2 separate regions of the Homo sapiens genome follow, and region 2 is linked to region 1. A link is an interaction called in ENCODE POLR2A ChIA-PET data of the cell type or tissue named here. Cell type or tissue: Caco-2. All regions are shown on one strand. Region 1 overlaps LOC105371710 (a long non-coding RNA gene). Region 2 has its middle 23 kb from the start of LYRM9.

Region 1 (4,000 bases):
GATAGGAGCACAAGAAGCAATGCAGCTTCCTCGACAAACTTGTCTTCTTCTTTTTTTTCTTTTTTTTTCTTCTTTTGAGATGGAGTCTCGCTCTGTCACCCAGGCTGCAGTACAGCAGTGCAATCTCGGCTCACTGCAACCTCCGCCTCCCTGGTTCAAGCAATTCTCCTGCCTCAGCCTCCTGAGTAGCTGGGATTACAGGTGTGCACCACCACGCCCGGCTAATTTTTGTATTTTTAGTAGAGACAGGCTTTCACCATGTTGGTCAGACTGGTCTCAAACTCCTGACCTCATGATCTGCCCACCTTGGCCTCCCAAAGTGCTGGAATTACAGGCATGAGTCACCGCACCTGGACTCCTTTTTTTTTTTTCTTTGATTTCCAATTTTTATGTTCAGGGGTACATGTACAGGATGTGCAGGTTTGTTACATGGGTAAATGTGTGCCTTGGTGGTCTGCTGCACAAATCATCCCATCATGTAGGTATTCAGCCCAGCATCCATTAGCTATTCTTCCTGATACGCTCCTTCCTCCCCCACTTCTTTGTTCTGTTTTGTTTTGTTCTGAGATGCGGTTTTGCTCTGTTGCCCAGGCTGGGTGCGGTGGGGCAATCCCAACTCACTGCAGCCCTGACCTCCCAGGCTCAGGTGATCCTCCCACCTCAGCCTCCCAAGTAGCTGTGACTACAGGCACACACCACCATACCAGGCTAATTTATTTTTTGTTTTGGTAGAAACAGGATCTTGCTAGGTTGCCCAGACTGGTCTCAAATTCCTGGGCCCAAGTGGTCCCCCCGTCTCAGCCTCCCAAAGTGCTGAGATTACAGATGTGGGCCAGGAACCTGACCTTCACCACACCACACTCTTAAATGGCAAAATGCTTGCCCTCTACTTCCTTATTTCTCATCTCTGTGGCCTGGAATATGAATGTGGGGTAATGAACATTCTTTTTTTTTTTTTTTTTTTTTTTTTTGAGACAGAGTCTCTCTCTGTCACCCAGGCTGGAGAGCAGTGGCATGAACTCAGCTCACTGCAAACTCCGCCTCCCGGGTTCAAGCGATTCTTCTGCCTCAGCCTCCTGAGTAGCTGGGACTACAGGCAAGCCTCACTCCGCTCGGCTAATTTTTGTATTTTTAGTAGAGACAGCATTTCACCATATTGGCCAGGCTGGTCTCAAACTCCTGACCTCGTGATCCACCCGCCTCAGCCTCCCAAAGTGCTGGGATTACAAGAGTGAGCCACCATGCCAGGCCCGGTAATGTACATTCTTAAACCATGTGGATGGGTGCACAATCTTGGAATAACAAGACAAGACGGTGCTTGGGCTCCTTGTAGATCAGAGGCACCCTACCCCCCAGCTGCCAGCTTGGACCCTTACATGAGAGAGAAATAAATATCTATAGTATTTAAGTTACTGTTATTTGGTCTCTATTAAGGCAGGTGCACCAATATTTTAACTAATATGTTCACTTGTTGACTGATCAATTCAATAACCTAAGAGCCACCATGTGCCAGCACCACATCAGATACCAGGAGCCACAAAGACACAAGTCCACAGGGGCCTGGTGAATCAGGGAGCTGACCGTGTCTGAACCAGGTCAGAACTGTTTCTCCCTGAATCCATGCTTCTTTCAGGACTTGAGCTTCTGCACCAGCAGCACAGGCCTCTTGAGACTGTTGGACCCTAGAAAAAGTTTTGGATTCAGACTGGGAACAGGGGCACTGGTGTGGAGGGGATGTGCACAGAGCTTCCCGGGACTGGAGCCCAGGGCCCCTCACAGTATTTTATTTAAGGCTTCACAACACACACCAGCATTTGGTTTATATTTGGTTTTTAAAAATTCTTTGGTTGTTCTTTAAGACATTAAATAGAAATACCCTGGCCGGGCGCGGTGGCTCACGCCTGTAATCCCAGCACTTTGGGAGGCCAAGGCGGGCAGATCTCCTGAGGTTGGGAGTTTGAGACCATCCTGACCAACATAGAGAAACCTCATCTCTACTAAATATACAAAATTAGCTGGGCGTGTTTGCACATGCCTGTAATCCCAGCTACTCAGGAGGCTGAGGCAGGAGAATCATTTGGGCCCTGGAGGCAGAGGTTGCGGTGAGCCAAGATGGCGCCATTGCACTCCAGCCTGGGCAGCAAGAGCAAAACTCTGTCTCAAAAAGAAAAAAGAAAGAAAGAAAACGAAATACCCCATAAAACATTCAAACTATATTGGAAATATATAAAATACCGGAGAAGCCCTTGTTTTGATATAAGTAGGTCTGAGTCATTGACCAGTCTTTTGGAAACGTCAGTTCAAGTGGGCAATCGTTAAAAACAGACACGTGTAGGTCCTGGTCACTTTGTTTTGACTTCAAACAAAATTCACACTCAGGCACTAGTTTTTCTTTGGGTATCTTGACTCAAATCCCTCTTTGACTTTCTTGCATAAATCACACCCACAATCCTATAATTCATCACCTATTATTTTCAATTTATTTAAACTTAAAGACAGTTGTGAAGCAATCTGATGTAGAACAGTTCTAGATTTTTAGGATTTTCCCTGAATAGTTTATCTTTCACATCTAATTCAACATGTCAGCAAATCTTTTTGTGTATTACTTCCAAAGCATTTAACGTCATTTGCAAGGAAACAATTCTTTATGCACTCACATTTCATCAGTTTATGTAATATTTAATTTAATTATATGATTACAATGACAGTACACCTGGCATAAACAGGCTAGGGACACACCCAATCAACTCTTGGTAAACCGACAACTCAACCCAGAGCAGAGGTAGCTGAGTTCTTGCTTTTCTAGACCAGGGGTCAGCAAACTATGGCCCTGTGGGCCTGTTTTTATACATCCTGTGGGTTAAAAATGCCTTTTAGGGGCTGGGTGTGGTGACTCACACCTGTAATCCGAGCACTTTGGGAAGCCAAGGCAGGCAGATCACTTGAGGTCAGGAGTTCGAGGCCAGCCTGGCCAACATGGTGAAACCCCATCTCCACAAAAAATACAAAAAGTAGCCGGGCATGGTGGCGGGCGCCCGTAGTCCCAGCTACTTAGGAGGTTGAGACAGGAGAATCCCTTGAACCCGGGAAGGGGGACTTGCAGTGAGCTGAGATCACACCACTGTACTCCAGCCTGGGTGACAGAGTGAGACTGTCTCAAAAAAAAAAAAAAAATGCCTTTTATGCCAGGCACAGTGGCTCATGGCTATAATCTCAGCATTTTAGGTGGCTGAGGCCAGAGGATCCCTTGAGCTCAATAATAATAAAAAGAATGGCTTTTTAAAGTGGTTGAATCTGTAAGTGGTTGAAAAAAACTTAAAAAAATATTTATTCCATGAAAATTATATGAAATTCAAACTTTAATGTCTGTAAGCAAAGATTTACTAAAGCACTACTACATCCATTCTTTTTTTTTTTTTTTTTTGGTGTATTCAGTGGCTGCTTTCAAGCTACCATGGCTAAGCCTAACAGTGTCAACAGAGACTGTCTGGAGCACAAAGCCTAAAATATTTACTATCTGGTCCTTTACAGAAAGAGTTTGCCTACCTCTGTTCTAGAGCGAAGCCTGAGCCTTGGGTGCTCACTATGCCACAGGTATCTGTTACTGTGGTTTGCAGAAGCTTCAGGTGAGAGGGAGAGCTTCTAGGAGAATGCCTACCACGAAAAGTGAAAATCCCTTCCTTCTTGGCATCACTGTTTCCCAAACCCACCTCCCACTCTTCCCAAGGTAGCTTCATGGTTTGCTTCGTCACTTCCTTCCTGGGCTCAAGTGAACCTCCCAACTTGGTCTACCAGAGCACTGGGATTACAGACATGAGCCACTATACCCAGCTCTGATTTTTCTCTATAGCACTTATCAGATATATTCCATGCTTATTTATTTATTTATTTTTAATTTGTTTGAGACAGAGTCTCACTTTGTCACCCAGGCTGGTGTGCAGTGGCACCATCTCAGCTCACTGCAACCTCCGCCCCCCAGGTTCAAGCAATTCTCCTGCCT
Region 2 (4,000 bases), 350 kb before region 1:
GTGCGCAGTGCTCCCTCCGATTTCACTGGGATCGGCCCATTGATTCCTGTAGGCGCTGGCTTCTCCTGACATGACTCCGTGTCATTCACTGACAGAAGAAGGCCGTCTCCTGACCAGTTATAATTCTTTTATCAGAATCCAGCAGAAAGGGGTCTTGCTCTTACAGTGTATTATAACACCCTTGTTATTTAAAATCTTTTCCATGGCCAGGCACAGTGGCTCATACCTGTAAGCCTAAACTTGAACAACCTAAACATGGACTATTACTTTAAGGGGTCAAATTGGAGGGATCGCTTGACAGGAGTTCGAGATCAACCTGGGCAACATAGCAAGACCTTGTTTCTACAAAAAAATATATTTTTTCCATGATTTTTTGCTTTCTTTCAGTCCCTGACCCAAAGATTTCCAAAAATATGTTCTCTTGGAATTGAGTCAAGGAACAATTTTAGTGTTACATCTCAATGTTTCTTCCAAAATTTCCCCTCCTTCAACTAGTGCCCAAAGACTGACTGACTAAAGAATCTTGTTTCTCTCTTCCCAAAATATGCGTTCCCAGATCATTGTGTATAGTGAATGGTCTCTAAAGATGACCACCATCAATGCCTCCCCTCATTTTATAACCATGCCACTCTTTCCATCAAGAGACAGACTCTATTTCCTCTCTCCTTGAATCTGGGCTAGTTCTGTGACCTGTTTTAACCAATAGAATGAGACAGAAGTTCCTCTCCATTCCTAGCCCTTATGAGAATGATAGAGGCAGGAGGCAGAAAAATGCCTAGGCAGATAGGATGGGTCTCCGGGGAAACCCAACCTTCAAGAAGGAAACAGTCCCAGTAAATCCTCAAACCGGATTGGGAACTGGCTTTCCCATTTGGCACACTTTCCTCTGATTGATCCCCATCCTTCACCTATTTACACATACCCACCCTTTCCTAATTGGTTTTCTACACTATCGTGCCCACCTTTGAGTGGTGTTTTTGCTTTAACCTTTTTTGCACACTCACAAACCAATCAGCATGTACTCCCTATTCTGAGGCCATAAAAAGCCCCAGGCTCAGCCATATTGGGAACCCTCCTGCCTTCAGGTAGGGGAACCACCCCAGTGTCCCCTCCCTGCTAAAAGCTGTTTCATCACTCAGTAAAACTTCCCACCTTGCTCACTCTTCTTGTATCTGCATGCCTACTTCTTCCTGGTCATGAGACAAGAACCCAGACCTAGCTGAGCTAAGGAGCTGAAACTCCTGCATCAAGGATGTGAAAAGGCCTAGGTTCTCATGCTCTCTAATGAAGCCAACCACCATACTGTAAGGAAACTTGGGCTAGACTTCTGAATGAGAAACCATGTGGAGAGAAAGAGGCCACACAGAGGAAGATCAAGGTGCCAGACATGTGAGTGAAGCCTTCCTGAACCTTCCAGCACAGCACAGCCACCATCCGTCTGCAGCAGATCAGTGACTCAGCTGTCACTACATGGAAGAAAGAGCCAATCCAGTCAAGCCCTGGATTCATGTCCCCCAGAATCATGAGAAACAATAAGTCATTGATATTTTATGCCACTAAATTTTGAGGTAACTTGTTACCCAGCAATAGATAACAGGAACCCTGGGAGACAAACCTCCAAGTGTTCAAGAAGCAGCTGTTGCCCTTGCTCCAGCATCTCAGCCCAGGGCCAACTATGTTTCAACTTGCCTCCGCGGCTCCCAGAAAACTTTAAGAATTTTCATGCAAATAGAATCCCTGAAAACTTCTCTCACATGCCCTGACATGCCAGCCCCCACATGTGACATAAAGATGTGACTCCTTTTTTCTCCCCTCAGATTTCTTTTCTCAATTGTGATGGAGATTTTAGGAAGATGTCAAAATGAGTTGGTTCTTCCTAATCAATGAAATAATGCACAAGGGGCAGTGGTCAGTCTGCAAGCCCAAACTGGCCCCAGACAACTGCCAGGGTAGGGAGACTAAGAGCAGGGACCCCTCTTAGGGACCTGCAGGGATCCCCCAAGCGTGGAAATAGAGGAAAATCTTGAGTTCCTTCAAGGGAAATTCCAGGCAAGTAGCTAGCCCTGCAAAGTAAATGAGCATCTGGATAAGCCAGAAGGTGATAGTAGCTTAAAACAGTAGTGAAGGAAGTGAGAATCATGGGATGTTTGGTCCCCCTATAGAAACTAAAGATCACATCTTAACACATGTCCCTGTGTTGTTTGGCAGAAACCTGGACCTCCACCAAATGGATCCACTGGCTCAAAGACGTCAGATAGGGAGGACTAAGGACCAAACTCTGACCACTGTTCTTCATCATTCTAAATTTCTTCCTGAGGGGCCTGGCAGAGGTCACGCCCCTGGGCCAGAACTAATATTCTGCTAATCCCAAAGTTTTAGACAAAACTTTGCCTCTTTAACCAATTGCAAATCAGAAAACCTTTGAATCCATCTGTGACTCCTGGCTACCCCCTCCCTCCTGCTTTGAGATGGCCCTCCTTTTTAGGTCAAACTCATGTATAGCCCCCATGCACTGATTTATGACGTTGCCTGTAACCTCTGCCTTCTCACCTTTAAAAACCCTTGTCTGTAAGCCATGGAGGAGTTCAGGTATTAAGCATGAGCTGCCCCATTCTCCTTGCTTGGCACTCTGCAATCTTGATGCCAAGGTTGGACTTTATTGCACCAGGTGAGTGGATCCCAGTTTGGTCCAATAACAAGACCATGTGCAGTTAACAAGCATGGCAGTTACATTTTATTGACCCGTGGCTGAGTGCCAGGCACTAGCTAAGCACATTATAGATATCATCTTATTGGGTTCTCACAACTTCCCTGAGAGACAGCTATCCTAACATTGAGTTAACAATGAGTTAACATTTGTCTTAACTCATTTTCTGGTTTGTGGGAATCATATATGAGCCAGAGGGAGACACCTCCGTCTAGTCCAGTCCTTCAGCCAAAAAAGATGCCCAGGAAAATTTTGTCTTTTAACCCTGTGCTTCCCAACCTGTTTCATGCCCTGGCACACATAAAAAGTGACAATAAATTTGGGGTACACTGAGACAAGGGGTTGAGGTGGAGGTTCCCAGTTGGAAAAATCCATTAAGCTGCTTATAATCCAAAATGCATTTTCCTAAATCCTTTTAAATCTCTTAGACCTCTGAGAGGGGGTGAGAATAAAAAAAATTTTTTTAACGTAATTTAGTGGAGATAGGCTATTGTCTCTTAGCACCTTAGGAAGAGCAGACTTCAACCTCCAGAAAGGGCCCAACCCAGGCCATGTTCATTCTTGAGATGCAACCTTGGACAAGTGACTTGGCCTCTCTTGGCTTGTTTCTCTCTGCAGAGGTGAGAACTCCCCCATAGGATTATAAAGGCAGGAGATGAAGATGGCATCGGGATTGGTCCTCGGGCCAAGTAGAAAAACTCAACCTCAGATACCCCTGGAGACAAAGACAATTGTTTCTTTCAATAGAAACTACTCGGCCAGGCCGGGTGGCTCATCCCTGTAGTCCCAACGCTGGAAGGCTGAGGCAGGAGGATCGCTTGAGCCCAGGAGTTCAAGACCAGCCTAGGCAACATGGCAAAACCCCATCTCTACAAAAGATACACAGATAGCCAGGTGTGATGGCATGCGCTTGTAGTCCCAGCTACTTGAGAGGCTGAGGCGGGAGGACTGCATTAACCTGGGAGGTGGAGGTTGCAATGAGCCAAGATCGATCCACTGCACTCCAGCCTGTATGACAGAGCGAGACCCTGTCTTGAAAAAAATGAATTAATTAATTAAAAGAAAAAGAAAATAAACTGGTCAAGGAGGAGGGAATTTTCTAGACATTAATGACGGTTTGGGTGGTACCTTCCAGATGCATTGGAATTTATTTGGTTTTCTCCTGATATTTGCTTTCTTTTGCTTTTTAGCCATTTTATTGAGATATAATTCACATACCATCCAATTCACCCATTTGAAGTGCACAATTCACAGATTTTTAGTACAGTCACAGAGTTGTGCAACCACCACAAC

What was found. Peaks named below come from ENCODE experiments on the same cell type or tissue, not always from the same donor. Only the 100,000 strongest peaks of a DNase experiment are listed, where the experiment ranks them.
Region 2: POLR2A ChIA-PET joins it to region 1 with 5 read pairs; 1 of 35 experiments calls an interaction of 5 or more read pairs at or near these places.

What each region holds. Positions count from the first base shown.
Region 1 is chr17:28,217,127-28,221,126 of GRCh38, forward strand. All of the region lies in intron 1 of LOC105371710 (a long non-coding RNA gene), which reads right to left. Among named protein-coding and RNA genes, the nearest start is that of TMEM97, 100 kb to the right of the region's middle. In Caco-2, no CTCF peak of the experiment used is centred here; a DNase peak (open chromatin) is centred at 1,595.
Region 2 is chr17:27,868,855-27,872,854 of GRCh38, forward strand. No RefSeq gene overlaps it. Among named protein-coding and RNA genes, the nearest start is that of LYRM9, 23 kb to the right of the region's middle. In Caco-2, no CTCF peak of the experiment used is centred here; no DNase peak of the experiment used is centred here.